Regions from separate parts of the Homo sapiens genome. Here region 2 is linked to region 1. A link is a loop called in an ENCODE intact Hi-C map of the cell type or tissue named here. Cell type or tissue: mammary epithelial cell. All regions are shown on one strand. Links, peaks and the distances in the headings refer to the core of each region. The heading gives the core; the rest is flanking DNA. Region 1 has its middle 480 kb from the start of MANEA-DT. Region 2 has its middle 930 kb from the start of TSG1.

Evidence for each region. Peaks named below come from ENCODE experiments on the same cell type or tissue, not always from the same donor. Only the 100,000 strongest peaks of a DNase experiment are listed, where the experiment ranks them.
Region 2: it touches region 1 in a loop (23-fold over the local background); 9 of 110 quality-filtered maps call a loop at or near these places.

Annotation. Positions count from the first base shown.
Region 1 is chr6:95,085,033-95,101,822 of GRCh38, forward strand. No RefSeq gene overlaps it. Among named protein-coding and RNA genes, the nearest start is that of MANEA-DT, 480 kb to the right of the region's middle. In mammary epithelial cell, for the core only: a CTCF peak has its summit at 6,982 (motif pointing left); DNase peaks (open chromatin) are centred at 8,299 and 9,989; H3K4me3 peaks cover 224 bases; H3K27ac peaks cover 3,618 bases.
Region 2 is chr6:94,628,298-94,645,087 of GRCh38, forward strand. No RefSeq gene overlaps it. Among named protein-coding and RNA genes, the nearest start is that of TSG1, 930 kb to the left of the region's middle. In mammary epithelial cell, for the core only: a CTCF peak has its summit at 8,957; no DNase peak of the experiment used is centred there.

The DNA of each region.
Region 1 (16,790 bases), core at 3,586-11,585:
GCGGCGTGCCTGGCTGGGCACAGTGGCAGGGCAGGACCCCACGCTCGTTCACTTGCTCATACACCCGTTGCCGCTCTGGGTCTGGCTTGCCCTTGGCGGGCGTGGGATCCGGGCCCTTCACGCAAACTGAGCTCAGCCTACTGGGCCAAAGGGGCTGAAGGAGCCCAGGGGGTGCAAACAAAACCCGATCAGAGGCAATGCCAGCCACAGAGGTTTCCGGCTAGGGAAGTGACACGCTAAGGATCCTGTAGCTTCGTATCTTCAAACCTTTGGTATATAAAGCAACTGGCGAAACAAATCTGAAGACTTGTGTCTCACTCAGAGCTTTTGAACTTGCTACTACGCCAAACCAATGTTCTTTAAAAAATAATAATGTAAAATACTCAAGGCCTGGCATGGTAGGTTACACCTGTAATCCCAGCACTTTGGAAGACCAAGGCGGGCAGATCGCTTGAGGCCACGAGTTAGAGACCAGCTGTGCCAACCAAAAAAATTAGCCAGGAGTGGTGGTGTGAGCCTGTAATCCCAGCTACTCCGGAGGCTGAGGCATGAAAATCTTTTGAACCCGGAGGCAGAGGCTGCAGCGAGCCAAGATCATGTCACTGCACTCCAGCCTGGGTGACAGAATGAGACTCTGTACAATATATATATATATATGTTTGTATACCTATATGCAAAACATATATATATATATGTATACACACATACACACACACACCCAGACTTGTTCTAATAGTCTATATCCACAACCAGATTTTTAAAAATCACAAAACTAACATTCTGGAAAATCATATTGTGTCACCAATGGTGAGACCCCTAAAGCTAAATGTAAATTAACTATATTTACCATGATTTGTTTTACAATGTAATGATTCAATTGGAATACTTGTATGTTCACTATCTTATGTCATATTTTATTATTTTCTTTGGCTGCTTCAAAAACTGCTAATTTTAATACAAGTTCCAAGTTTAGGAAAAAAACATACTTTCACAATGCTTTATATTTTTCAGAGAATATTTGCATTCATTACATCAACTGCAATTCATAGGGATTCTGTGAGCTGAGATGTCATTACATTACTTCTCAGGTGAATAATTTAGTGGACTTATTAAAAATTAGAAAAAATTAGAAACCAGGCATGGTGGCTCATGCCTGTAATCCCAGCACTTTGGGAGGCTGAGGCGGGTGGTTCACCTGAGGTCAGGAGTTCGAGACTAGCCTGGCCAACATGATGAAACCCCATCTATACTAAAAATACAAAAATTAGCTGGGTGTGATGGCATGCCCCTGTAATCCCAGCTACTGGGGAGGCTGAGGCAGGAGAATGGCTTGAACCAGGGAGGCGGAGGTGGCAGTGAGCGGAGATCGTGCCATTGCATTCCAGCCTGGACAACAAAAGCAGAACTCCCTCTCAAAAACAAAAAAAGAAAGAAGAAAGAAAGAAAGAGAGAGAGAGAAAGAAAGAAAGAGAGAGAGAAAGGAAGGAAGGAAGAAAGGATGTTAGAAGCCTATATCATATTTATTCCATGATTTATTTCATGTTAGACACTTGCAATATCACAGCATGATTAAATTATGACTCCAAAAATAAAAAAATAAAAATGTTATTAAGAAAACACCAACAGCAGGAGAAACATTGTTTGTTACTCATTATTTCCTATCTCACATTCTTTATGAATAATTTCAAAAATGTTAAATGTTAAATGTTATAAAATAAATTGGGTTTATTAAATGATTTGTTAAATAAAACAAATTTCTCCACTAAATATATATAAGGGCCATATAAAAGTTTATTATACACATATGTATATATATATATATATAAATAAACACACACATATATATAGAGAGAGAGGTTATACTGATTGAGACTAAATAGATAAGCTATTGATAAGCTGATTGATAAGCTAGAAAGACATAGTTTTGTTAATCTGATAGCTAGTTTTTGTTGGTCTAATTCCTCATAGATATATAAATGTAACTATTTTAACAGTGTATAATAGGGGACAAGCTCAAGTTATGTATCAAGTTTTGATTTATTCATATTTTCCTATCTAATCCTTGTGAAAAATAGTGATATTGATGTCACAGGCCATAGTTACAAAACATGCAACTAAATGAATCACAGATAAATTCATCTCATTACCTTAGCTTACTAAAAATATTTATTTTTATGTTCTTACTAAACTAACTCCTATGGTTCACTTTTTGCCTTTTATAGGATTATCCATCCACTGCATATAATATTTTCCCTTGCAATAGCCTTTGTGTGTGCTGTTGAAAATCAATAACCTTGAATGCTGTGTGTGGTGGCAAGTCTACCAACTCTGTCAGACAAGGAGAGAGAGGACAATTAAGATATTGCATTTAGGCATGTGTATTAACTCACCATCTCACATGGAAAAGGTAATGCGTGTAACCCTCACAATAGTGGAGTATAGGGAGCTTTTAAATAGGGAGTTTAATCTCCTTTAGAGCAAAGCCACACTCTCTGTTGCCCTAGGTTTTTGGCAAGATTCCCAGAAGCTGCAGTCATTCATGAGCCACACACTCTGTTCTTTGGAAAATTGCAATGAGATCCTCACACAGTGCAACCAATGCTCTCGTTTTGGACGCCTCATCTGTAAAACATCCCCTCACACATGTGTATACACGTGCGTGGTACTTAACTCAGCCACCACCGAAGAATGGAGCACTGCAGGGATTTGAACCTGTAGTTGCAGGAAGTCCAAGTATTTCAAACCTTATGTGTCGACTATAAAACCATTCCCTCTGGCTGATTATTCTGGAATTAAAATGTAGTTCATGTTAAGCAAGCTTGGAAAATTCCCAAATCAAATAAGCTTGTTTAGAAGGGTTGTTCTCTCTTTAGAAATGCTGAAGCCACAGCTTTATTCCACCTTGGTTCCCTTTGACTTTTGTAATGTACTCTTACGTTCTCATTCACACTAAACTCTGTGAAATTTGAATAAGATTTCTCTACAAATGAGATATGCTGAGTGTAACTATAAAATGTAATACAGTACACAATATGTGTTTACTTATTTAAATTCTGGAGCTATGAAAAATTAGTAGTATATTTTATTTTGAAGGCAAGGGGAAATCTCTTTCACTACTATTGTTTGTTTAACAGAATAGAGTGTGAGATTGTATCTTGACTGGGTAAACTAAAATGGCTAATTAGATCAATATGTATAAATCTTAAATGTTTCCTATGCAATATTTTATAGGTATGTATATTTGATGTTCATACTAATTGAGGTTGTCAATTTCAATAAATACACTTGTCTTATATTTCATTTACTTTATTTTGAAATATCGAATTTTGTTAAAGTTCTTGTTTAAAAATGAAGAGATTGAAAATCTAGTAGGTCAGCTTTTGGATATATGCACTTTCTGAAGTTTACACACATCTAAGATACATATGTTATATTTAAACATATAACTTAAATTACACACACACATATCATTAAACAGAAAAGGCAAAACAGCATATAATATCTGTTACCACTGCCAATAGCAAAAGCATAAGACAATGTCTATTCTATCTCTTCATAACATAAAATTTTGCTCTAATTTAACTGGAAATAAACAGTTTCACATTAAGCTTTGGCAAATAATATTTATAGCAATTAAGCTATTTCAGTTACTGAAGTTGTATAATCCTTAGCATTAACTGGCAATCAAGAAAGGAACCTCCAGAGCTTCAGGTTTGCAGACAGTGCAGTTAGATACCTTAAGACATGCTTTCTTTGCATGTACACTAGTTGTTTTGTTCACCTCATACACATACCTATAGCTTTTTTGTTGTTGTTACAGAGACATTTTCTTTGATATTATCATGTTATATTTCCTCAGAGCATTTTCTACCCCAGGGCTGAATGTGCTTTTGCAAAACTGATTTCATTAATTCTTCTAATACTTCTGTGATTTTAAAAAAGAAACGAGAGTGGCAGAGAGAGGGCAGGTGGTGTTTTTTTTTATTTTTATAGAGAAACTGAGACACTCAGAAGTTTATGTAGTTTCCTAGGCAATAATACATTTAAGTCAAGAAAACAAAATATAAGTAAAATATAAGCAAAAAATTAGCAAGCCCTCATAGCTCGTTTTTATTTTTTATTTTACCTTTATTTTCTTTGCACAGAAACATATAACCTGGCTTTATTTGTATTTTATATAGTTAAATTGAAGATGGCTTGCTCTCTCCAGGATTAGCACATTGTTTAGAAACTGGACACTTCCAAACAACAAAAACCAGAGTCAAAACCCATGTGGCCTTACTCAATTGTCCCCAGCAATTTCAATTTGGTATCTTCTGCAGATTTCATGATTGGCTATGAGGCAATGCATTAGAACACATGTAGAGAGACAATGGGGAGTTCCTTTTAAGACAACTCAACTTTGACATAAATGCAAAAAATGAAATACTTCATAGAAATTAAAATATATATCCTATAAATAGTTATACCAATATATGTATGTGTATATATTTGCTTCATTGATATTTACAACTAAGAAGGAAGAATAAAAATTAGTTAACCGGAAAATACAGGATGCAGAGTATGTGCCAAAACATGCTTCCATAGACAGATGAAAATTTGAGCATCATTTAAGATCCTACACATAATATAAGACACAATAACCTGGAAAAATCTGTTTGCATTTTAGTGAAAAATAAGGCTAAGAAGAAACAATCATCATTTGATAACAATCTTTTACTTTCTACTTATTCTATTAAAGTATATAAATTATAATTGAAATATTTTCTGTAGCCAATATGTCATCAGGGTCATAAAAACAAGAAAATTAAATTAGATCTGTTTTTGAATTGATATTTTCTTTTTAACTTGTCTCGTTGTTACATTTTTTTCTGAAATGAATTTATCAATCTTTTGAAGCTCTCAAGCCATATAAAATGAGGTGTTATTAATGGGATGTATTTGGTTGCCTAAACTGATTTAATATGCATTTTTATATCTTGTGTATGAATGAAAATATTTACTTTAAAATATATTGAAGAGTCATAGTATTATTTTTACTGTTAAAAATGATGCTACGTAATTCAGCTTCCTTAAGGGGAATACTGAAGACATTTAAACCTGTTTAGAACTTTCTTCTGAAATTGCACATTTTATTTATATTACAAAGAACATTTTTTCTTGTTCATCACTTGGAAGACATATTATTGCAAGTTAATAGGATAGTAGACATAGTTAATAGTTACTGTATTATTTAAAATTTCACAATTTCCATAAAAACCACTTTTTATATTTTTTCCTTTGGCATTTTTACTCAGATTAAAATGTATATTTAATTTGAGAAAAAACACTAACATTGGAATAAAATTCAACATTTGTGCAAATCAAGTAATTTTGCAAATTTAGTGTAAACTTGACAAAAGGATAACTGTGAGATGAGACTGAAAGAGGAAAATTGTGGTTAAAGGATCAACTGGAAGAAACCTGCTGTAAGAGATTATATTTATGAACAATTTCTTAAAGACAACATTATTAGAAACTAAGTTTGTAATAAATTCTGTATGAAACAAATGTAAATAAAGTAAAACATATTATTATAAAAGTAAGCCCTCGATGAAAATTGGTTGTTAAAGAGCCTATTGGCATTATAGAGAAAATAAGCCTGAAAGAACAGCTCCAGTTGTCATATCTGTTCAGATATTTTGCAAAGTTTTGACATTGAAAAATTCACATTTAAAAAATAGAGGTGAACCCGAGCACACAGAAAATAATTTCATAGAGATTTCAATTTGTTACACAGTATGACCGTGCATTTGAAAGACTGTGTTTTTTTTATTTTTGACGTATGTAAGAGAAACAGATATCTAATATTTTTTATGTCAACTAGCGTTGTACAAAGAAGATAATCAGTTTCATGTTCCTCTCACATGTGTGGCAGGCCTCACTGAAGACAACTGGAGCTAGAATCAGAGAGATTTCCAGCAATTCTTGAAACAAAGCAAAGTAAGAAAGCTCAAAGCTTTTGCAGAAATTGTGACATTTGACTCAAGTTAATGACCCCACTCCCTATGTAGCTATAAATGATAACAACAATAACAAAAAGAGCGTAGCTGTTACAGTGACATGCTTTTTCTTGAGAAAAATATTGCAATTTAAAATAAACTTTTATTTCAGAGTTCATCCACCACCCTACCCCCAGCCTTCACACACACACACACACACACACACACACACACACACACACACGCACACACAAATGTAAGCTTCAGAGATATTCACTCAAACTGAAAGAGCCATCCATGAATTTTGGTCGTCTTTGTGTTATATCCTAAGATAGTTTTTACCTTTCTTCCTGTGTGATATAGATGCAGGTTAACAACAAAAACAATGAAAAAATTTAAAAATCAACAGCTTGAAGAGTGCTAATTAGAACCAATTATAATTTCATTGTCCTGCCATGGTTCACTATGTCCTGGTTAAAAAAATAGTAATAATTTTGATTTCTGTACATGTCTGGCTTTATGCACATGGCTGATTGGAGAAGTTTAATATTCAACACATGTGCGTAAAGTAATCCTTTAGACTAGCAGTCTAAAGGTAGCAATAACCTATACAATTCCTTGTGTTAATTTCTAATTAATGTGATTAAATAAATACCATCAGACTTCAAAAGGACCACTTACTTTATGGAACCAGTGTTTATTTAACTGGTATGTGAAATTGGTTTTCATGTCAATAAAGATATTAAAGTTTCTATATTGTGTATTCATCATGAAATCATAGAAATGACTATACTAACAACAAAGAAGAAAGTTCCCTCAAATCAATTTGGTTCTTGAGGAAAGCAATTCAATCTTAATGTAACCTACACTAGTTAACAAAAGATATTTCATGAGCTTTGGTTAGAAATGTAATACAGTAACCTAGAATTACCTTACATCTAAGTTTAGCAACTACCATTTTCAAACTGTCTGTACCTAGCTTAAAAAGTTGTCTACTCCCATCTAGCGGTCATAATGTTAAATTTCCTTTCAAAACTTAGCAGCCTGAATGGTCTGCATTAAGGCAAATGGAACTGCTGTTTTATTGTCAGAATTAAATAATTAATGCAGTTAACAACATCTGCATAGATTAAGTAATTCAGCCTCATGGGTTTTGTTGATAGCAGTAATTTTAAAGGCAGCATAAAATGGTTTTAGTCTGATTTATGGAGCGTAGCTCATGCTGCCAGAGCCGCATGGAGTTCATTGACTGAAAAACTCCGAGGATCACTCAGGAGGATTGCCGTAGTTCTATAGTCAACAATCTCTTATGAATATTTTATAAAAATGTCTATGTATAAAGAAAAGGAAAGTTCAAGCAATGAGGTCCTCTGTGTACAACTGAACTCCAGAATATAAAAATAGATGATTGATCTCTTCAAACCCTTGTTAAAGAAAAATTAAGACTGTCAGTTTTTAAAATAAAATATGCTTTAACATTTTTATCATGTAATCTTTATTTTTAGTACCAAAATGCAGACTAGAAGAGCATTTGTTGTGTTAATGATACCTGATTTTCAAAAACAAACAAAAAAACCTGAAAAGAAAACAAATTCCATTTCATATTTCAGCAAAAGGAAGTGGTTTTGTTTTGTTTTGATTTTAAATCGTCCTAATATAGCAGCACGTGACTTGGTGTGGGTATAATGTCATACATTTACATATGTTGGATTAATTGGAACCTTGTACAATGGTGAAATGCAGCTCCATGTCAACAAATATAATTAAATCCTCGTAGTATCTATGCAGTTGGAAATAACTACTCGCTCTTTTCCAGTGAGTAGAAATGTGAGCTAATTATCCAGCAGAGCATATCTACTTATTTTACTCACTAAAATACATTGAGCATCTCCATACAAATACCATACTGGTGTTCAGCAAAAATCTAGGGTTTATGTCGCTATTGAACAGACAAGAGAAGCATACATCATAACTCCAAACAAAGGAATGGTCTAGTCATAACATAGTGTCGGGGTTCTAATGGAAGTAGGAAACCACAGTGGTTGGGAAAGCTCCTGGGGGTGATAGGGTTTGATCTAAAGATTGAATAATGAGTGTGATTTGTGTTAGAAGCAAGAAGATAATGGCTTCAACAGAAACAAAGATGCTAAGTTAAGAGCAAATTAGATATGTTTGAGGGAAAGCTAGCAGATTATTCTCTCAAGAATAGAGAAGACTCATGCCAGGAAACAGTGGGAGATAGTTAGAAAAGTAGTTTGGACCAGACTAGAAAGCATCCTGAATGCCTCGACATGCAGGAAAGCTGAGTAAGCTGAGGTTGGACAGATGAGTTTTCACTGCAGGTATAAAATAAATATGGGAAAATGTAACACGCGAATTCCTGCAAGATGACTACAAAGAAAAAAATTATTAGAAGCTTGTTCACTTACATAAAAACCATGAGAGTTGTGCAGTGGTTAGTTGATCAGGATAAATTGAAAAGTTGTACTATGGAACATACTTACTGATTCATGCGTATAAGCATCAACACTTTTAGCATCTACTATGTGCTAGGGACAGGTATGAGTATTTAGGGTTTACATTTAAATGCTATTTAAAATGTTAGAAACATAATATGTATTAGTGGCAGCATAAAGAATATATATTTTTCATCACTGTAAAACACAATGTAGAATCAATACTCAACTATACTTAAAGTTAATGTAGATAACGGGTTGATGGGTGCAGCAAAGCACCGTGGCACGTGTATACCTATGTAACAAACCTGCACGTTCTGCACACGTATCCCAGAACTTAAAGTATAATAATAAAACAACTTGGATTAAAAATTGAAAAAAAAGAGGTTTAGGGTTAATTACAAAGCCTAATTCAGATATTTTATGTATAATTTATTTTAAAAAAATTTTTTAATCTATTTTGAGTTTTTACTTGTTCAATAGAACTGCCATTAAAAAGCTAGAACAATTGTGATGAACTGAAATGGTATGAAAAACAATGAGTGTAAGTCATTTTAAATTAAACTAAATTATCTTAAAACTTTGGCAACTAATATCAACCAGTGACTTCTAGTAAGACAGGGAACAATAAATAATAAATCACTTTTTTTTAAAAAGTGCATATCAATTTATTACTCTGTTTCAGACTGTCCCTCCACTGACGTACATGTGAAAGAATAAGTGTGATTTGTGTGTGAGATACATATACATGTGCATATATTTATATATCTCACTTGCAAATAGATAAATGATAGGTGTAAAAGATAAAAATCACTAAACTATAAGTAAACATATCAAATATAAGTATAATATAATTTTTAACTTATATTCTTTAGAAACCAGAACTGAGTATTTCAATTCCCAGTGTCTAAAATATGACAGTATGGAATTTTATCCTTTGAGTAGATTTTAAAATTGATTCATATTTGTAGTGAAAAATATTTCTTTGTAATTATTTAGGCAAATACAAATTTAAAAAAATAAACTTCCCTGTTATATTTAATGATACTATTTCAGATAAAGTTAAAATGGCAAATATTCCAATCGTACATGTGTGTGTTAATCATTGCATTTCACAAGTCTAGTTTTACATTCTAAAATAATTCACATTCTAGAAAGATATTAGAATTTTTAAAAATTTAGCACTTGAAACAAACGCCTTTCACAAACACATTTTGTAAAATAAAATATTAAATGAATTTAACCAGGGTAATATTTTAAATTTTTTTGGCTGAAGGATTTTAGTAAGCTCCCATGAGGCATGTTTTCTTTTGCTGATGGGCTGAAAGATAGGATGATTCAATGACTTTGATGTGCTTTTATCAAGGTACATCAAGACTAAAATCAACACCATCAAACAAAACTATTTTTTTATTTTGTTTTCTTAGGATAAAAGAAAGCATATGCCTTTGGATTAAGAAAAAAACAAAGCAAAACCAAAACAATAAAGTTTGCCTGCGATAGGCAGGTGAGTCAGAGGAGTGAAGTTCTGCTTAGTGAATCATTCCAAGAGGTATTTTGTTTAGCTGTTTCAAGACTCATGCCTCCACCCTCCCCCAACCATTTTTTTTTTTTAATATTGTAGTAAAGAACAAAGGCGATCAACAGGAAAAGCAATATAGTAATTAAGTAGTAATTGGTAGAAGAGGCTTTGGGGTTAAAATTAATAAAACCAGCATGATGTACATTAAGACTGTATAAATATTTAAGGAACTACAGCCTGCTTGGAGATTTAAACCGATTAGCAAAACATTTGAATCTGGAGATTCAAATGTTTCAGGTAGATAAAATAAACAGAGACTGCTTGTTGGAAATATGATCAGTTTTCGTCCTGGGAGTGCTGTATTTTTTTTATTTTAATCATCAAAATAAAACACTTTTGATGTTTTGTGTAAAAGGTTTTATATTGCATCTAACGCAATGCAGGAAATGGAATCACAAATGAAATCATTGCAGATGTTTTTCTTTTCTTGTCAGATCATGTATTATAGATGGAATTCTGGCCTTTCACATTGAAATTAAAGGGAAAGTATAACACAAGAAACTGAAAACTCATCCTTCAGGATTTTCTTTGCTGGTAATATTGATACATAAAAATTTATCTACGGGCAGGAAATCATTTAAAGGTAAAATAGTTATTCTTCATTTCCAGCAATCCAAATGATATAGTCAATGTAATTGAAAATAATTAATAGAGGCATTATAACTTCTCTTTAATCCATTTCCTTTCTCTTACAAAATCTACTACAGGAATTTGATATAAATTTCAGGATTTAATATTTAACATCTAGATGAAATTTTTAAAAACAGAACTATTAATTGAATGTTGGCAAATATATGCATGCTTATATTTAATTAGACAAAATGTCTAATAATTTAAAGGTATTTTATAATTTTTACCTGAACCCTTTTGTAGCACACAGCATTAAACTTGACAATGTTTAGAATTAATACTAGGTTCTGAGTTATATTCACACAAGATCAAAATACCCACATGAATAGGGACACTTTCGTAATCATTTGGGCAAAACTAAATGTTCAATATAAACACATTCTGTTGATTCAACAAATTAATCATTAACTCACAAAATTAGTTAGCATCAGGTGTACTGTGAATTATGAGATACCTACCTTACATCAGAATTCCTCAGCAAAGATCTATATATTTAGTATCTTTATACTCAGTTCCCGTGAAAACATTAATTTTTGCTAGTAGAATGCATCTGTAGAGAATACACACCCATACCAAGGCCAGTACATTTAGGTTCCTATTTGCAATTTTAAATTTGTATTTGTAGAAATGCCAAATAAATGTTTTGAACAAGAAAAGAGTGATAGAATAGCCAATAATTGTCAGTGAATACATCAAAGCTTTTCTTTCTATTGACAGAGCACTGGGGAGAAATGCTTATAAAAGGGGGTTGTAGTCAGAAGACTTTCTCTCTAATAGATATTAGGCACTATGTGGGTCAGGAAACAAGCTAAGACAACGATCCATCAAGAATACCTTGTCCTAAATATGTCAAATATTTAAGTTTTCTTTTTCTTGTTTATGTTTTCTACATCTTCTCCCTGGCCTATTTTTCTTACTTAAAAATACAACAAAACAAACTATCATTCCATAGCATTGATTTTTAGCTCTTGGCCATACCCAATCTTAGACTATTTTCTCAATATTATCTTTTTTGGAATACTACATTCAAAATTCTTGTTGTTAATACAAATAGGGAATTTTGATGTTCTTTTTAAAACAAGCCATTTTGTTTATTTTAAAGGAGAAATGTATACAGTTATTAAAGCATTTTAGCTTTTCTAAATTCTGCTTCAAAGTATTGTATCATGTATATCATGACAAACATGTAGATGGAAGAATATAGTACTTTTGTTTACATGCTGGTTGAAAGAGGCATCAAGTTAAGAGTAATCATTTGCATTTTCCTTTTACACTTTTGCTTGTAAGTGTAGCAATATATCTTTGCTGATTATAAAGGCATTTGCTGACCTACCCACCACTTTGCCTAGCACAAAAAAATTCAATATTCATTAATCATACAAACATGAGCTTATATTAAATGTGCAATAGATGTTAAGATAATCTATGTTAATTCACTCTCCATTTAGGAAAACAAAATTTTACCTATCAATATCTAGTAAATAATAGGGTAATAATTAATTCTATATTTTACACAAAAGGCAAATTCAGTAACTCTTGATCATTCCTAGCATCACAAAATAAAATGTGTCCCATCAAGTAGTGTGTAGTAGATGACGGATTTTTCGTTAGTTATAGTAACGTATAAAACCCTTCTGTATGTTGCAGTTCTCTCCCATGTAACTCATTAAAAGCAGTGTCAGTTAAAGGCTCTTGCACATCTGACAGCAGTAGGAAATACCTCCGTAACTTCCCCACTGACACTTACCTGTTCTCTCTGTTGATTTATACCAACTGAATTTTCTCATGCCAGATACTTAAAAATTCCAAAACATATAAATGATGGAATCATAAGGTTTGATAGATAGGGCTAACACATCATTTGGACCAGCCTTTTATCTCTGATGCAAAGAAGGTCAGATGATTATCTAGCTAATTTATTTCAAAATTGTATTTATGTGAAGTGCATAATTTATTTCTTATTGTTTAATATTTGAAATAATTATTACCCTTCTGCTGGGAAAAAATATATTAAAATATAATTCAGTTACCATAGGAAAACAACTGGAAGTTGAGTATATTGTCTACCATCATCAGATCTTGCACTGCAGCAAAATTATCCCTGCTGTAATGATAGAAAATTGCATGGATATTTACTGAGCATTCACTATGTGACAATCCCCAAAATAAAAGTTATTCTTCTAAACCAATATGTTCTGAGTTTAGACAGGTAATAAAAATATAAAATTTCATAGATCTATCATTTTAGTTGCTTTGTTTTAATGCCTCAAATTAAGAGTCACAAAAGGCACTTCCATTTTGTGGTTTGCTAAAATTAACATATCATAGAAAATGTTTAAATATGTGTGCTAATAACATAGCACTAATTAGTGTCTCTCTTGTTAAGAATTTCTTATTTAGTTGTTACTGGAATCACAACAACTTCATGGATATTTTAATATTAAAAATGTTATAATTGTCTACCCCTTAAAGTTTTTACTGAGACCATGTAAGCCCTGAAAAATTCCAAGAAAAATAAGCATATATAGAAAATAGTCTTTGCAGCCATCTCCAGGAGTAGAGAACAGAAGAATTGCTAAAGGAGAGTGAGACTTTCCAAGATGAGGACCTCACCTGCGAACAGCTGAGCCAAGATTGCAGATAAAAAAGACCCCACAGATTTTTCTTCAACATAAAATGCATTTAAAGCAGAAAACTGCAATGACCACAAATGGGACAGCCACCAAACAAAAATAGGAGGTGAAACCTGAGATTATAAAGAATATTAACGTAATTTTTAATAGTTAAAAATTAAATTATTTCATTACTTAATATTTTATAACATAGGCCTACTAATACTATGTAAAGTTGATAAATAAGAAAATTTATTTTAAAAAATATAATATAAAGTCAATAAGCTAAACAAAAAACATCTAAAATTAAATCTCCATTTGATTCAAGCATCAGACTACACAATGTGAGCTACAAGATCTGGTATTAGGTAAGAGTGGCCTTTGTTTCTCTTGACAAGAACAAAGTAATAAAACACAATGTTTTAGATATTTTTGACACATTTGAGAGAATTATCTACCAGATAGAATATGAATAGAGATGACTGAAGGGATAAAGGATTACAGAATTCAGGTCAAGTTGGGAATGACTGAGAAAATTCAAGAAACATGGAAATTATTTTGTCAGACATTTCTTCTTTCATTATACATGAGAAAAGTAAAATCTGAAGCCATTTTTAGAAATAAAGTTTCTTTATATTACCTTGTTCAGTTGAAAAAGAAATATGGCAAATGTACACATAGGGGTGTGTGTGTGTGTGTGTGTGTGTGTGTGTGTGTGTATATGTGTTGGTCATGGTGTGAAGATGTGCAGCCGCTCCCAGTCATATGTGGTGTATGGTAATGATGAGGAGGCAGGAGTTGTTCTTCAGCACCCTTGAGGGCATTGGCAAAAGGAAAATAATAAGCCCCTGAGAGTCCATATCCCTTTAGCAGTATATGAATTTAATATAATGGAAAAAGAAGTTAAAGTCAGAGATGGAAACAGGTAACGCTATGCAAAGATGGAACGAAACATAAAAATCTGCTTCTCTAGTAGTAAATTTGATAATATAAACAATCATATTTTGTCTACAAATTATTAAGCATAGAATATATAATGATAATTATAACAGTCACTGGTTCAGCCACCATCTTCCTATGTTATATTTGGTATTATGAATGAATGAAATTGGCAATATGATTTAACAGTTGTGCCTTCAATGTCATGCTATTTAAAAATAGTGGTCAGAAAACATTTCTATCATATTTTTCACTGACATACCAGTAGTGGTATCAGATTATGCAAGCAAGTAGATGTTACATGAAACCAGATATTACCTCTTAATAAGCATGGGCAGGTTTCTGAGTTCTGTGTTTCAGTTTCCTCAGCTGTAAACTTGACAATTCTAACATTATTTCCTCATGTACATCAGTTGAGATAATATACTGAAACTGTCTGGTACCATCAAGGGAATATAGTGAGCGAGTCATAAGTAGCAGTGGAAAAAAAGAAGAAGAATAGAGTAAGAAAAAGAAGATTGGAATGCCAGTGTTAAGAATACACACACACATAACACAATTTTAGGTTTCTATTTATTTTCTGAAGTCATTTTTAGACCAAAGACTCTTTGAACCATTTTATTTTTGTGTAATCAGAACAAACTACTAGTACAAGGCCTGTCTCTCCTCTGAAAGGGACATAATTATAGTACTTAACTCTTAGACTGGTGAAGATTGGCTTACTAAGCATATGGAAAGTGCTTAGAGCAGGTCCTGGAATAAATGTTTCATAAATGTTAGTTATTGCTACCTTTTGTAATATTTTCAACCCCATAAAAACATTCAAGTTAGAGACACAAACTTCTAACCCCTATAAAACAAAAAGTACAGAAAGAAAAATAAATTAATAGATGTGATTTGGAAAGTATTATTCCTATTTAACATTTGCTTTTCTTTCAAATTTTATATTTAGATCTGCTTTTTCTGACCTGTGCCAAATTATTTAAATAAAAATAATAATAACATAAGTAGCACTTATTGAGTTCTTATGTCTAGGCATTTTCCTGAGTACTTTACTTGATTTATAGGATTTAATCCTCCCAGCGTTAGATAGAAGTAGGTATAGTAATTCTTGCACTATTGCAGAAGAGGAAATTGAAGCTCAGAGTTAAGTAATTTGTCCCATGTCATAGGGCCAGTAAGTTAAAAGAGCTGAAATCAAAAGATAGTTACAATTAAACGCTCCTCAGTTAAAGTGTATATTCCCCTATTCAAACAATCCCTAAAGATCTTCAGTTTCCAAGTAATGATGAATAATCTAATACCCAATGGCCAGGTAAGAGAAATTTAGGAGTTGTTGAAATGAGCCTATGAAAGTTTCTGGCCTACTTGTTCTTCTATTCAAAACCCAGCTATATAATTTGTTGTTAGCCAGTAAGAAGCCTTAAGCTATCTAAAAAAAAAGGTTTGTATTTCTACTGAAGAGGTTATACATTTTTTACTACTTCTACTAAACTAATCCAGAAATAAACATACTAAATTTATAGAAAGTTGTCAAAAACCCCTAGAATTCTATAAGCATTGAAGATATATTCCCTAACACTGCAATTACACACTTCAGTTAAATTCTGAATAAGTAGCTTAGTATAATATTAAAATATTACTCCATTTTTATTGGATAATCATTCTAAAATGAAGCTCTATATTTCTAGTTTTAAGCTAGCAGGCAGCTTAACTAGGCCATTCAAAAAAAAAAAAAGCCCATTGTATATGAATAGGGGGCAGTGGCCTGCTTCCCAAAATCCCTGTGACAGAGAAACCAGAAACAATTCTTTTTTTTTTTTCACTTTTTTTTAAATTATACTTTAAGTTTTAGGGTACATGTGCACAACGTGCAAGTTTGTTACATATACATACACGTGCCATGTTGGTGTGCTGCACCCATTAACTCGTCATTTAACATTAGGTATATCTCCTAATACTATCCCTCCCCCCTCCCTTTGTAGGGACATGGATGAAGCTGGAAACCATCATTCTCAGCAAACTATTGCAAGGACAAAAAACCATACACCGCATGTTCTCACTCATAGGTGGGAATTGAGCAATGAGAACACATGGACACAGGAAGGGAAGATCACACACCAGAAACAACTCTTAAAGTTCAGGAAACAAAGTGCTTAATGATCTGACCTTCTCTCTGTTTTTCTTCAGTTTTTTTTTGTTTGTTTGTTTGTTTTTGTTTTTTTTTTTTTTCACTTCCACCTTTGAACCAGTCTCAACATCATGTCAATCCAATCATTTCTCCATATCCATAGATTTGAGAGACTGTAGGAAGTATTTCCAATATTTTTCCCTCTCAATTCCCCACAATTTATACTTTTACATGCTATAACAAAATGCTGCACATATCTCTCCAAGGAAAATACTATTTCTTATGAGAATACTAAGTAATAATGGTAATAAAAGCTAATATTTACTGAGTGCTCACTGGGTGTTAAATACACCCTTGAAAAGGCATCATCCCATTTCTTTTCACTGAGGTTTACTGTGGTATAATTTTTATTCAGTAACACTCATACCTTTTTAGAGGTACAGTGTTTTTTTTGTGTGT
Region 2 (16,790 bases), core at 4,569-12,568, 460 kb before region 1:
ATGGAAATTGCACTTTCTCTTCTCAAATACCTGAATCCATTCTTTTATGTTACAATATTAACATTCATTTAGAGGTTTATTCTCAAGAACAATGTAATTTTCATTGTGGATTTTGGGAATAAGGAAGGAGAGTATGTTCAATTATAGTCTTTAAATTCTGCTTTCTTTTCAGTCTATCTACCTATTATCTATCTATCTATCTATCTATCTATCTATCTAACATCTCCTTCACTAAAATTCACCATTTTGCTATACAATTCTATAAATGTGGACAAATACATTAAAGAATATGTCTGTCATAACAATCAAGATATAGAACAGTTTATTTAAAGAAATTCACTTGTGTGGCCTCCCGCATTCCCAACACAGACCACTACTGATCTTCTTCATATAAATGGAATCATTTAGTATGTAGCCTTTGGGTCTGGATTCTTTCATGTATATTGTCTTTTAGGTTCGTCTATGCTATTATATATACTAACACTATGATAGTTTTTTCCTTTTCATATTTCATGAGTATACCAGCGTTTGTTATCTAATTATCAGTTGAAAGACTCTTTTTCCAATTTTTGTCAATTATACATTGAGCTACTGTGAATATTTGCATAAAGTTTCTTGTGTCAACAAAATTTTTCACATTTTAAATCATATGTTTGATACCAGTTAAACTTTATAAGAAATTGTTCCCACTCTTTTCCCAGATAACCGTACCATTTTACATTTCCACGAGAATGAATGAAAGTTTGGGTAACTCTGCATCTGTCAGTACCTTAGTACTGTCTCTTTAAAATTTTTTAAATTCTGCTTTTTTAAAAACCACTTTCAAGTGAAAATAATATAATATGAGATTGGAATGTAATTTCTTCAAATCTTATCTCCACTGCAAACTATTTGATCAGGTGCATGAACTTGATTTTTTTTCTTAAAAAAGTATTTATTCTTACGTTACATGACAGTATCTTTTTAAACATGGCAAGTTAATTTTCTAAAATCTTTTAAAATTTATGCTTACTGTACATCTGAGGTTTTGAGTTCCCACTCTTTTATGTCATTATATAATTGCCCAATAAATACAAGCCCTATGTTAACATTAAAAGTAGCATACTTGTTGTTATACATGCAAACTGGGCATTTGGCCTTAACACATGGTGATTTGAAGACAGGTATAAAGAGATTTTTAAAAATGTGGTAAGACATATTACTGGGTTGATCTCTGGTAATCCTGTTACATACAAGCATATGTAATGTAAATTTTAATATATGCAAACATACATACATGTATATACACATTAATAAAGGCAAAGTTACTTTCTCAAAGTAACTTTGGAAATTTCACTTTGACATACATATACGTGTATATACAGATTTTTCCTTTTTATTTCTGTGAGTTTTAAGATGATGATGATTAATTTTTCAAAAGCTTTTTTTCATTTAAATTCATTGATCTTATTGATTTCCATCAAATAATATTGAGAAAGCACATTGTGACGGTAAATATTGACTGTCAACTTGATTGGACTGAAGGAAGCAAAGTGTTGTTCCTGGGCATGTCTGTGAGGGTGTTGCCAAAGGAGATTAACATTTGAGTCAGTGGACTGGGAAAGGCAGACTCACCCTCAATCTTGGTGGGCACAATCCAATCAGCTGCCAGCGTGGCTAGAATAAAAGCAGGCAAAAGAACGTGGAAATATTAGACTGGCTTAGCCTCCAAGCCTATATCTTTCTTGTGTGCTGGATGCTTCCTGCCCTCGAACATCGGACTCCAAGTTCTTCAGCTTTGGGAATCAGAATGAATTCCTTGCTCCTCAGTTTGCAGATGGCCTATTGTGAGACCTCACCTTGTGATCATGTGTGTTAATACTCCTTAATAAGCTCCCCTTTATATATTCATCTATCCTATTAATTCTGTCCCTCTAGAGAACCCTGACTAATGCACATACTTAATTATGAAAGAAATAAAAAATTTACAAACTACATATTTTTATTAAAAATTATACATGCATATATGCCTTAGATCATATTATATATTCGATGTCCTATTTATATGTAATTGGGTCTTATTCTACAAAGAGTTCTCTAATATGAATATTTAAAACACATAGATTGTGGATTGGAAGACTCTCAAAAGCTAATAGTGATTATCCACTAGCTGGTAGATTTGTTGTTAATTTATCATATGAACTCCACTGTTTAATAATTAAATATAACTAAACCTTATTTTATTTACTCTTAAGGAATTTTTTTAAATTAGCAATAATTTTATAGCAATGAAATTGCCTAGACACAATGTGAAAACAAACAGCTATAAGTAGGCATAAAGTTAAACATACAAAATACTGTTGTATTTTTAAAAAGTTACTGGTTAATTTTATGATCCACTGCCACATTTATAGTTATGCAAACTAACAGAAGAGCATACATATATCATGCTTCACTAATCAAATAATTATTTATGTAAAATAAAATAATTACTTATAATTTTTATATTGCTTTTATAGCATTATTTCTGCAAATATAAAAACATTCTTAATTATTGGTACAAGTAAAACAATTATCTGTTCAGTTTTGCAAAACTACTTTAAAATATTTGTTTTTAAGAAATTGTTTCACCAAAGTAAATAAATATTTATAAGGGAGGAAAAATTACTTGGTACAAAACTATTTTTCACTGTGACATTCTTATAAATAAGCCTCATGGCATTACTTAATGCTATGAATTTACTTCATACATTGGTTTAATTTAATTTAGTCAACTAATTATTTAAACCTATCTTTGAACTTTTAAAGAGGCTCAATTTTCCCTATGCTTCTTCCCAAATTTCTGTATAGGATCATAGAATTACACGGCAACCTAGAATTAGCAGAAAAAAAGCAAGATCTGTTTCTTTTTTTCACATTCATTTATAATTAATCCCCACTAAACTGCTTTTATTTCTCAGAATCCCTGCACCATTCTTTCACTATGGTGTGCATATTATTTCCTAAATAATTTTTATAAAAATGCCTGAAATGTCACTTTTTAAGTTCTACTTTTGCTTTCTTAGGGTTTTAGTGATAAAAAAGTAAAAAAAAAAAAAAAAAAAAAGGAAAATCCCACTCGCTTTCCTACGATGAATCTGTTTTTTTCTCATTTAGCAAATACTACCTGAAGAACAACTCATTTGGATATTTCTTTATGTTGAGCTTGATTAAACTTTCCATCCTCATTCAGTGCTGTAGGATCATGTTAATTTTTGCTCATTTGAGTCTCTTATCCAATCCAGTCAAAAAAATCAGTACAGTATTTCATAGTGTCTGTTGTTGAGTATTCTGATCACATTACTTACGGTAGATATTTACTACATGCCAAAGACAATGTTTCACAACTGCTCTTCATTATGGTTTTTGCCAAATCTATTACTATAAATCATATTTCAACATATGATCCAAAGGATCACAACTGTCTGCATAAAAACTTATAGAAACAGATATAATCGATCACCTCCTCTGTTGTTTCTACTAACCAGGTTTTGAATATTTAAGGGGGAAAATTAAGTTGTAGCAATTTCAAAGCTGTCAGAAGAATCAAATCTGGCCTATGCAAATATATTTTGTTAAAATTATGCTTAGAAATACAAAAGCTGTAGCCTAATAATTTTATGAACAGTTTGAAAAAAAGAATCATATTAACTTATTTATTTTATTACTTGTTGCATTACTAGTATGAGGCATATTGCCTGAGAATAGTAGACACGCAAGATATATTTGTTGAACTGAAATAAATTTAACTTTTAAAAAACATAATTAATAATATTCCTCAATACTCTAACATAGTACTATATATGTGTATATATCATTATGTACTAGTATAGTACTAGAATTAATATACACATTCCTTTGACATACTTTTTCTTATTCATTGATTTCATTTTACATACCTATTTCAATTATTTCTAAAAATTATTTTCTGTATTCTTCAAATATTTGCCCAGGTAGCTCAACAAATTCCTGAATTACATTCTCAGATTCTGATTTATTGGGTCTGGAGAGGTACAAGGAAGTAAAATTTTAGCAAAGATCTTTGGTGATCCTAATGAAATCAATAATAATACAATCAATAATATTTTACAAAACTACTTTAAAATATTTGTTTTTGAGAATATTGTTTCACCAAAGTAACATAAATATTTTAAGAAAACATTTATGTGAAATATTTTTAAGAAAAAATTCAATAATATTTTGACATGCTCAATAATATTTTAATGGGCTAAACAGATATCAATAGATTTTCATATTCTCCTAATTCTTATTTTGCAGGGGAATTTGGTTTTCTTGCCTGTTAGATACAATATGAGAATTGAGTTTGCTAGAGTGCATTCTCCAAGATTACCTGTGACCCAGAAAGCTTACAGAACTTGGATTAAAACCTTAAAAACCTACTAACACTTTACATGCTGTTGCAGTACTTCAGTTGCAATAGCTACTTATTTTTCTAGACTCCTTTATTCATCTCTTCTTCCTTATTTGCTGAGATACAAGAAACTAATAGATTTGTTTGTGACCAAGATGGTCTATTCATCTTCCTCACCTCTACTAAACTTTAGACAGGTTTCTCCCTGACTGTAGGTCCCTAACCTCCCTGTTCTTGGAGTGTTTAGTTTAGAAAACTTAGAATTATAAATTCTCTCTCTGTCCTTTTGAGATGTAAATCTTCTCCCTGCCTCCTACAACCCAGGAATATCTGTTTCAAGAAACAGAGCCATCTCTTTGAAATATAGTCATCAAAGAACAGAGTGTCACCATCTCCCAGTTTCTGTGAGAGGGTAGGGGCCTAATGTCCACAGGCACCAATTAGCACACACAAATGGCCTCATCACATACACCATGCTTCCCTATAATGTCCTTCAGTACTTTTCCACCGGCTCACTTTTCTTGCTTTTTGTTTCAACAGAGTTAAGTTCAGTCTGTCTTCCATATTGTAATAGTCTTGAATAAAGTCTTCCTTGTCTGTTTATGTCCACTGCAATTTTTCTTCAATATTAGTTTTTACCTCTTTTCTTTAAGAAGAGAAACTCTTATATTACCAAGAAGAACCTTAGCAATTCAAAAACTTTCTATTTGTAATATCAGAAAAAAACTTCAGCTCCAGGATATCTGACTAGTCAATTGCTGCTTAATTATGTTTATAATTGCTAGTGATTCCCTCATTATAAATAGCAGTTGATATTGATGTGTCACTTTAACTTATCTTCATAGTCTCAGGGAACCATAAAATCTCCACCAAAGGTCTCTTTCTACATGCTCCATATTTGTATTAACATTGCTTCCTAATTCAAATAAAGACATGTAAAATATGAAATTAATGGAAGCTTCTTTGGGAAAGTGAACAGTAACTATTGCTCTTCAAAACTCTGTTTGTAGATGCTCTTTCTAAGTTTGATGGATGGAAATAATTTATCCAGAAATATCTTTATACATTATTTTTGCAATATGAGTATCTAATTAAAGAACAATGGTTATGACAAATAAATGTAAAAGTTGATTTATTCTACCAAAGAAATATGTATTTAACATGGCCTATTTTAAGAAATCATTAATTGAATACTTTGAATTTTCTCTAGACTCCATAATAATATTCTAAAAAAGAAAACGATCATAATGAAAATCACTTAAATAAAAATAATTTCTAAGTATAAATTATAACAGTATTGTTGATGTATTTGCATAATATTCTAATTGTTGCAAGACAGAAGCAGCCATAAGTTGGCATATAAATCATGGTATGAGGGTATTATGGATTTCACTGGGTGGGCAATTAGGTTTCAATATGTAAGGGAGTGCTTTGGGAAACTTAAATTTGTTTTATAACCTCATTATATTAAAATTTAGCTATATAATTGAAGCACATATTCACAGCTTAAGGCTTCCTTAAACTACACTAGAAAATTGTTTAATCTTTGGAAATGGTTTATATAGGCATACTTTAAAAAATTTTTCCTATGAGGCTGAATTTTTTCTAGTTAGAAAAAAATTACCATATATAATAGTAATTAAAATGTGTACTTATTGCTTACAAACAACTCAACAAACAACAAAACAAAATAAAACAACTTCCACCCCTCTTTCCATATTGCATACCACTTCTCTCACTTTATCTTTCTTTTCACATTTCTCATAATTAAGACATAACAGCTGTGCATCCAGCTTTTCTTCATATTCCTCATTTCTTGGCTTCACATTCCTCATTTTGTTAAAATATGTAACATAAAGTCACTGCTATCAGACTCTGTGCTTTGAATTTTCTTAATTTAGAAGTCCTAAAATATCTGCCCAATAGAGGATTTGTTCAATCCCTATTTAAGCAAAGTCCTTAGTGCTACATTTTGAGCTGTTAAAATGAAATTAAGTTTCAGCTGTAACAGGTATATTGGATTGTTCCTGGAACTTATAATTCTCTAAAATTGGGAGACTGCCCTGAAAAGAAGCTGAGAATTAAATAAAAATAGACTTATCCTGTTTTGGTCAGCTTCTCAAGTAGGAAAAACAATAGTCAATGTGGCTGTTTATTAATTTTTATTAAAGGAAATATTTGTTCTAGTAAAATTATACTTTTCCCCCTCAAATTTTAACCAACTTTCATTTTCGAAACATTTTTAGAAGAAATAGTCATTGATAAAAATGATATTAACTTGTTTTAAGCTTTTTAAATAGTGATATAATAATAATAATGTGTCTTTATTGTTTGTATCTAGAAAGACCATTTTTATTTTCAGCTTTTACATTTACTTAGAACTCCCCACATTTTAACATCCTCAAACATTTAAATGGAAACATTTTTTCTCATAAATTTATTTTCTATTAAATTGTGTGCATGATTGAAATGCATTCTTCTCTTCCAAATGTTCATATTGAAATTACTACAGTATTAATATTTATCATTAAAACAGCACAAAATATTGAATATTATAAGATCAGAATTTCTGCTTGCTGAATTCATTCCCACAGCTCTTCAATATAAAATAAGTTTGGAAAATTCAAACTTTAATATACAGTATATGATTATGTAGCAGTGTTTTAATGATTTATTGGCTACATAAGTTTTTTACACAGATAAGATTGTAAATTAATAAAAGAAATCCAGGTTATTAGTAAGAGAACAAAAGAATGTGGAATAAATATGGAGCATAGCAATGAGGAGGTGTGGACACATCCATGGGTTCACTACTTTCCTCCTTGAAAATACAATTATAAGTGAATCTAGAATACTAAAAATTCAGCAGTCTCCTTGGTCCATGGCTAATTCTACACTTAAATTGAGAGATGAAATAACCATATTACAAATACTAACGATCATCATCTATTTTCATTGGCCTTACATTCTCCTCCATTTAATATGGAAAATTGCTTTGTCTACAAAATGTTCATTTTTTTCTATTTTTAAAATGTGGCCTCTGTATTTTAATCTATAATTTCCTAAAGTATTGAATTACGTGGTTTGACTTTACACTATGCGAAGATTAAGCATTTCCTTTTGTTCCTTTTAAATTAACCTTCCATTAGTTTTGAGTGATCCCTCCTTCTTGTATTATGAAATAGCACATAAAAAGGATCTTATCAATTTTTACTATACCCATCACAATCTTAAATAACTCAATTATATTTACTCTATCTCTTCACATTTCCAGGCTAAATAATCTTAGCTTCCCTGACTTCCTTTTGTGTATGAGTAAGTTTCATTCTACTTTAACCATCTTATGTGTCCTTTTGTGAACGCTTTCATTCTTATCTTTCCCTGGGGGATATATCTTAAGACAGTATTTCATATTGGAAGATTCCATATATAATTATAACATACCTTAGTGCTATTAATTTGCATTTATATACCATTTCATTTATGCAAAGTGCTTTTCAGTTTATCTTCACAATATTGCTGGGAACTTATTAGCATATGTTTTTGGAAAGAGAAAGTACAAAGAGGTTGAAACTAACCCCAAATCACTAGAGGTACATCTAAATCATCTTTTGAAACAAGAAAAAAAAATGATCTTTTTCATTTAAATAATCTATTTAAAATGCTAATTTGATTGATGGGAACTTACTAAAAGCCCTTGTTAATTTTCTAGTAATAGAAGGAACAAGTGAACAAAATGATAATTTTGAAATAGTTATTCTCAAACTAGTAAGACTACTTTTTTACATGTGAGAATGAGTTAGAAATGTAAAAGTTTATAACATATTTTGAGTTTAAAATAATTTTTATCAAACAATAAAGAATTTCTAGTATTTTAAAAACTCAAAGTTAATTGTACTCAAAATTTTAATTGGGGTGGATTGAATCTAGCAATATCAATTACATAAGTAGATTTCAGCTTTACATCCCAGGAGGTATCTCCTCTCCATGCTTATGTAGATTGGAGGTGGTCATTATGATGATCTGAGTTACACAACCCTGTTTTAGACCCTTGGCTTGATGGAAATTCACTATATTCATTCCTGGGCTTTTGGTTTCATTGGTGTAATACTTACAACTAAGGTCTAATATTTTGTGCTGCTTGGACTGGTGAAATCATGAGCCTCAAATGGCTTAATCACTAGTTTTAAAGTCTTCTCTCTGCTCCTACAAATTAGGTCCTCTAGCCAAACAAACCACCTTACCAAATGGATCAGGTGAAGCTCCTGCTTATCCCTGAGCAGCTTGCAGTTCTCTGCCAGCCCACAAAATGATTCAAACAAGCCCACCACATTCTCCCTCCAGGACAAGAAGACACTCTACCTTCTTGTGGGTCTGCCCCCACAGCCCCTAGCTGTTCCGTCTGTTATAGATTGCAACCCCTGTGTGGAATGCAGTGTCCTTTTCCCCTAGGGAGTGGGTGTGCATGACTCATAAACTTCCGTGGATCTTATCTGTCTAGTGACAGTTGTCATGTGTTTAGCCATTGCTATAATCTTAAGGTGGGAATATCTACTTCACCTAAAGGATGACTAGGAGGCGCTAAAACATCACATAATATCAGTTCTTGGATCACTGGTCACTTTGTTCGCTAATGAGCCACAGCCTTAAAGAGTATTTCATTTGTTAGCATGCTTATATCCCATACTAATAAATTTAAAAATTGTGAAGATGTGGGTTTACAAATAGGCATGAAGATTTTCTAAGAAGTTTTTTTTTTTTTTTTTAATTATACAGGCCCCTGGAGTAGTCTTTGGAAAGTAATTTCTTACGATAAAAGCAATTTCAAAGCATTTACTGTTTTTACTAGGGTGTCCAAATTTCTGCATTTGTAAGAACCTTAGTGAAATGCAGCTAATATCAGTTTGGTATGCAGAAAAACCACAAGTAGAAAGAAAAGAATATCTCAGGATTAGAAACAGGGAAGAACCATAAATAAGTAATTAATTTACTGAGAAGATATCATGTAACAAAAAAAAAAAAAACAAATACTAGGCCACTATCTCATTTAATTTTTATAATAATTCTAAGGAGAGTCATTATTTCTTTGTTTAAAATATGAGAAGTCTGATTCTGAGAGATATTATATATATTTTTCAAAATGTATACAGCTGGCGAAGAGCAGAACTCTTTTCTGTTGGTTAAAACACATACATTTTTCATTATAATAGAAAACCAAAACAACACAAAAATTAAAGAAAGAGAAAGGAAGGAAGGGAGAGAGGAAGCAAGGAAGGGAAAGGAAGAAAAGTGAAAGGAAAGGAAAGACACAGATTAGGGAAAAACAGTTTTGTTACCTTTTCTTAAATTTTTAAGTGGGAGCAGTTAAAATTATGGTAATAGGATGGTTCTGGTATTCTCTTAAAAATGAATCCTCAGCTTTTTCAATAAATTACTGTGGAGACTAGTATGCTAAGTAAAATTGCTTCACCATAAGTACCAGCATTCATGATAAAGGTAAACATCTTATTTATAGTCAGATATTTGTTTTTATTTAGATGCGTTATTTAATAATTTTTTTACACTGAATATTTTACTGATGATATAAGATCTATAATCTTGTATGGTATACCCTAGAAAACGTTAGAAACATAATCTGTGTAAAATTACGTATATAGAAAATGCATTTCTAATTCTAAACTTATAATTTTATTATAACAAAGGGAGACAGTATTGCTTTATTAAAAAAAGTAAAAATAAAAGTTTCAAAATGCAATGCAGTTGGAATAAATGTTTACCACTTTTTATTTTTTAAAAAAGGAAAGTACAGTGCCTTTTTCAAATACCTTTACAATTTTTGAACACTTCTCAGTCAATAATCTTGTGTATTAAAACATTCATTGGAGGTGATGTGACACATCATTGGTCTTGAGTCATATTTACTATATCATATAATTATTAGCAAATAAATACAATGTGACAAACAAGATTGATAAAAAGTTCTCTCTACCAACTTGCAAAATGTTTTGCCCAGGTTTCTTGCCTTTGAGAGAAATCATAACTTTGGTTTGAGGAATAGAAAAGTAAATATGAAGGACTTCTGCTGTCACTGTCTTAAAAGTATCAAATTTAGAAAAGCTTCTATTTTTCTTCAATGTTTGTATGACTATTAAGGAAAGTGCTTTTTTGAGATATGTATCTACATACTAGATACACTTTATAGAGTAGTAATGGGTCTTTCTTTGAATATTCCTCCAGTCCAGTATTTCAAACTTCCCCTATTACAACAATGCGCCTGGGGAACTTGTTACAAATAGAGGCACTTGCCCTCACATTCACCTTCAATAGGCCCAGAGTAGGGCTCAGGATATTTGTACTCCCCAGGAATTTACTTTGTACTTGTTGTGAATAATTAGCAATCACTATTTATGTATTAAAATTTAAAATGCTAAAAATCTAGAAAGCTACCTCAAGTCTTATAATAGTAAATTTCTATTTTAGTAATTATTTTATTTATTTTTAATTTTGGATAATTTTATCATTGCTCAAAAATGTCAATAATTTCCAATAGCCTGGTTATTCACAAAAGATTATCATTTTTAAAAGTCAAAATCTTTATAGTTTGGGAGGATCACCTCATTTGTACTTCAATATTATATTGCCTCGTGTAGCTGAGTTAATGGTAAGCAATTTAATTTTTTATTCTACATTTTCTGAATCTGTGACATTTTCCTAAATTCTTTGCAATTTTTGCCTTATCTGAATATTGCTTTTCTTTGTCTAATTAAGCAGTTTTTTTATTTTTAGATTTTTTTTTCTGTGAACATCTATTAAATCACAGACATAATGGTTTTGTTGTATGGACCACTATGTGAAACTTATACGGAAAGCAGGTCAGGGAAGTGCTGGGAGGAAAAGGGTGGGTCCCTGGTAAGGGTTCCATCCCTGGGCCTGGGCCCATGGACCTAGGTGAGGACAGGCACTCCTGTGCAACATCTGCCTTAGCACCCAGATGTTGCATTTCCAAAGACCACCCTGGCCTACCATGTCCCCATCCTGTGCCTATAAAAACCCCAAGACCCTGACAGGCGGACACACAAGCGGCTGGACATCAAGAGCACGTCAAGGGGAGCAGGCCAGCAGAAGAACACACAACAGACTCAGGCAGGCCATTGACCTGTGGAAGGAGGTGGAATTCGGCCGGAGCAGTCAGAGGAGAGCCCAGGGACTGCAGGGGAAAACCATCTTCCTTCTGGCTCCCCCATTTGCTGAGAGCTACTTCCACTCAATAAAACCTTGCACTCATTCTCCAAGCCCACATGCGATCTGATTCTTCTGGTACCTAATACAGAAAGCCCTCTGTCCTTTCTCTAAGGCAGGGGTCTAATTGAGCTGACTAACCACAAGCCACCTATGGATGGCTAAACTTTTGAGCCCCCTGTAACACATGCCCACTGGGGCTTCAGTTGTAAACATTCACCCCTAGACACTGCCATGGGGTCGGAGCCCCACAGCCTGCCAGTCTGTGTGCTCCCCTAGAGGTTTGAGCAGCGGGGCACTGAAGAAGTGAGCTACACCCCCGTCGCACGCCCTGCGAGAGAGACAAGGGATCCTTTCCAGTTTCAAAACCATAAATACATAACTAGAAAAATTAACATAGTCTGAAAAAGACTCGATGATCTTAACATGTCATTAGTTGCATGCATACCACACTTTGAGAAGTGCTCTGAGAAAATACTAGAAAAGGTATTGATCACAATACAAATGTTTTTGATAAACTGGTGGCAGCACAACTGACACCTTGATGGGGCTTAATGATGGAGCTGAGGCAGTACATTCTAAAAAATGAAGTCTTCCAATAAAGCAGTCTTATGGTAGTATGTAAAAGAAAATACAAGACACATAATAGAAGACAATTTAAAATGTCTTGGTGTCTATATAGGTGGGTGTGTATTAATTCCTAATGCAGAAGACATTACTATAAACTGAGTGACTTAAATTTATTGTCTTACATTTCTGGATGTCAGAAGACCAAAATACACTTTATAGGTTACAGTCAAAGCCCTGTCATTGCCTTATTCCTTCTGGAATTTGTAGAGGAGAGTCCATTTTCTTGCCTTTTCCACCTTCTAAAGATTTTCTGAATTGTTTGGTTCACGGCCCCTTCCTCTGTCTTCAAAGCACATAAATTCAGCCTCTGATTCTGTCATAGTCTCTTCTCTCCAACTCTGAAGATCCAGCCCTTGTGATTACATTAGACCTGGCTGGAAAATTCAGTATAATATTTACATCTCAAGGTCCTTAATAAAATCTATCCGCAAAGTCCCTTTGTCATGTAAGACAACATATTCGTAGGTTCTGGAAATAAGGACACGGACATCTTTAGGAGCCACTATTCTGTTCATCACAGCATGGGAAGATGAAAATGACATGAAAATGATAACAGATAGCTAGGTCAGATAGTGATTAAGGATAAAAGAAGAAGAAAGAGCCAGAGTGTGCACAACATGTGTATGTATTTGTAAGAGGTTGCTAATTAATCCAGTTATTCGTATGTTGGATACCGTGGACCAATACTTAGGATAGAGTTCAGAGTTGTTAGCATTCTAAATAACTATAAATTTGGGAGACATTAATATAGAGATAACAGTTTAATATGTTGAACTGGCTAAGTTTGATAAAAGACAAAAATATGTATAGAATAGAAGACTATGGAGTGGAGTCTGAAGAGGAAGAACGGAGAGGTAGTAAAGGATAAAAGGAGACTACAGATACAGTAAAACCTAGGAGGAAAGTGTTTGAAGAGGACTGACAAGGCACAGAGTCAGATAGGATAGGATCTAAGCAACAGTGACCAAATACCATGGGAAAAAGAAATTAAATAGATGGAATATATACGTGTCTAGGACTTTCTACCAGCCACTGTGCTAGGTATATTAGATAGATTAGGTCCTCTCATTCTTACACTAAAACTACAAAGAACTTAATATCAGTGACTGTTCACAGATGAGGAAAGTGAGGCTTAGTCTTTCCATGATAATTTATCTAATAACTGCAGGGTATAAAAGCAGTTGTGTCTAATTTCCAAACCTGTGGTCTGTTCTTTGCGTCATGCAGCCTTTTAGGAGAAGTGGAAACCAGATTAGAAATGATTCAACAATGAAGGTATACAAACAAACAACAAAAATAAAATTGAAGACAGTGAGTGTAAACTACCTTTTAGAGAAAGAAGAGAAGTGAGAGGAGATAGGTAGCTTGAAAGGCAGTTCTGTAAAATTGTTAAGCCTAGGACACAAGCATTTCCAGGCCAAAGAAATGGAAAACATTTTTCTTAAATGATGTATTTGAGTGCTCAGGATAGAAGACAGAGAAGATATTATTGATGAAAATGAGTTGTTAGAGAGATAGGAAACAAGGAAACCAAATTTTAGATAGAAAAATCAGCCCTAAAAGGAAGCCAGCAAAATGGAACCAAACCTCATCCAGTCATATCATTACGTTCCGCTGTGTCAAATGCTTAACTGCTTAGCTAAGAAAAGGTGCAGAATTACTGTTTGTGTCCCCGCTACCTCCACAAAATTCATGTTGAAATCCTAACCCTCATAGCGATTATATTAGGGATGGGGCCTTTGGGGAATGATTAGGTCTTGCCTGTGGATTAGGGCCCTTAAAAAAAGACACAAGAGAGTTTTACTTCAGCTCTCTCTGCTCTTACAACCATGTTATAATACAATGAGAAGTAGACGATCTGTAATCCAGAAGATGGCCCTCACCTGAACTCAACCATATACTGCCACTCTGGTCTTGAACTTCCAGCCCCCAGAATTGTGAGAAATTAATTTTAGCAGTTTATATGCCTTCCAGTCTGCGGTACTTGGTTACATCAGTCCAAACTGACTAAGACACATATCATCTGTGTTATAGTTCCCAGGCATTTGCTCATATAATTTTTTCAGCTTGAAATTCCTTTCCTAAGATTTTGTTAAAATTCTACTCATGGACTAAAAACCTGCAGGTATATGATCCTCATTCATGAGATAGTATTGATTCTTTCTACAGAAGTATTCTTTTATGCTTACTTTTTCAGTGTGTGCCTCTCTTTCAGCCTGTGCCTGCTTCAAAGTGAGTAACAATATTAACAGCTATGTTATTGTTAGTATTCGTAACTACCAGATACTATGCCATAAACTTTGTGTACAATAACTCATTTAATCATAACACAACCGGATAGCTCTATTTTATTAAAAACAAAAACAAAACTGTGTTTAAGAATAAATTTTGAAGTTTACCTAACATTATGTAGCTAATTATGAGAGAAACAGGAATCAATACTTTGTCTTTTGTCTTAGCTCACCTCTGTTTGGAAGCAAGAAGAATTCCCAAAACTGTTTAAATAAAAACAAGGGAGAATTATTTTAGTGGCATGTGTTTTATAACAGGAAAACTTCGTATCTGGGTCTTACAGATTATGAACTGGAACAGGTCTGGATCTCTTAGCAACAGGTGATTACAGGCCTAGACACTCATGCCCCACTCTTAATGGGATTTTATAACCAATCAACAATTTCTGTATCCCCTTGGGAATTCTAATCAAGAAAGATAGCAATAATCCTAAACCACATTATTTTATAGATCAAGAAATTTAGCAAAAATATATGAACAATTTTTTAAATTAATTGATCAAAAATTTAGGAGAGTTAATATTTATTCAGGATTCATTTGTTTTGTTTACTTTTTTTTTCGGTATGTTTTTTGAGACAGGGTCTTACTCTATCACCCAGGGTGTAGTGCAGTGGCAAAACCTCGGCTCTCTGCAGCCTCAACTTCCCAGGGCCAAGCGATCCTCCCACCTCAGACTCCTGAAGAGCTGGTACTACAGGCATGTGCCACCACACCAAGCGAATTTTTGTATTTTTTGTAAAGATGGGGTTTTGCCATGTTGCCCAAGCTGGTCCTCAACTCCTAGGTTCAGGCGATCTGCCTATCTTGGCCTCCCAAAGTACTGGGATTACAGGCATGAGCCACATGCCCAACCCAGGATTCATTTTCTTACATGAAACCACTTAAGAAAAAAAAAAAGAAGAAATTAAAGGGAAGGTGAAAAACATATTTCGCAGAACACAGATACAGTAAGAAAATCTAAAACTCTCTGCAGGGCGCGGTGAGGCTCGCACCTGTAATCCCAGCACTTTGGGAGGCCAAGGCAGGCGGATCACCTGAGATCAGGGGCTCGAGACCAGCCTGGACAACATCATGAAATCCCGACTCTACTAAAAATACAAAAATTAGCCGGGTGTGGTGGCACATGCCTGTAATCCCAGCTACTTGGGAGTCTTAGACAGGAGAATCACTTGAACCTAGAAAGCAGAGGTTGCAGTGAGCTGAGATCACACCTCTACACTCTAGCGTGGGTGACAGAGCAAGACACCATCTCAAAAAAAAAAAAAAAAGAAAGAAAGAAAGAAAAAAAAGAACCTGAGATATTAGGGTTATCAGAAGCCTTGCTCACTTTACTGAGGGCAAGTTATCTTTGCTTGTCTCTGCTTCTCTGGGTTGATTTCCTTCTTATCTCTTTCCGCTGATGGATTTTCTTGTATTTCAAATAGTTTCATATAACTTTCACTTAAATTTTCATCATAGATTATATTACTTGAATATAAATTTCTTATTAAAATAAACTGATAAATCCAGCTTGGATTCGTTGTTCACTCATTTTTCGATCAGCTAGAGAGAGGGGCTTAATGTCCCACATTCTACAACCAATTCAGGAGGCACTGGGAGAGCATATAAAGCAAGAACATGACAACTGGATGATGACCCTTCATAAAAAAGGCACTTTAGTGTCAGGAAATCTGTCCAAGAGTTATTTTCCTATTCTCTTCCTAAGGGTAGTACCAACAACACTCATGTACACTCTTAATTATAGACATATTCATAATTAACATATTCATTTAATTTATATTTATTAGTCTAATACATAAGGCTATATAATAAAGTAGTTTAATAAGAATTTTTACAAAAAGTAAAATAAATATTTCTATTTTTGAGATTTTTATCTTTGTCAAGCTCTATCTTAAAATACAGCAATCCAATGATTTGCATCAGCTTTTTTACCGAAGGGAAATGTTTCTAACATCCATAATAATATCCTTATGTGCCTATGTAAGCCTGAAAAATAATTCCAACATTATGATTGATGAATTTTCGGCTGTCTCAGGTTTTAAAATTGATTGGAGAGAAGTGGAAATTGTAATACAACTTGCTTTGTCTGCACAGCATGCCTTCTAAGTAAATCACTAAATGAACACCAGAGGGAATTAAATATTTTGGAACGCTATAAAAATAAATTTGAAAGAAAAATAAAACTTTGAATGAAATATGTATGGATTTTCTTAAGTCTATTATGACATAACTATGAAAC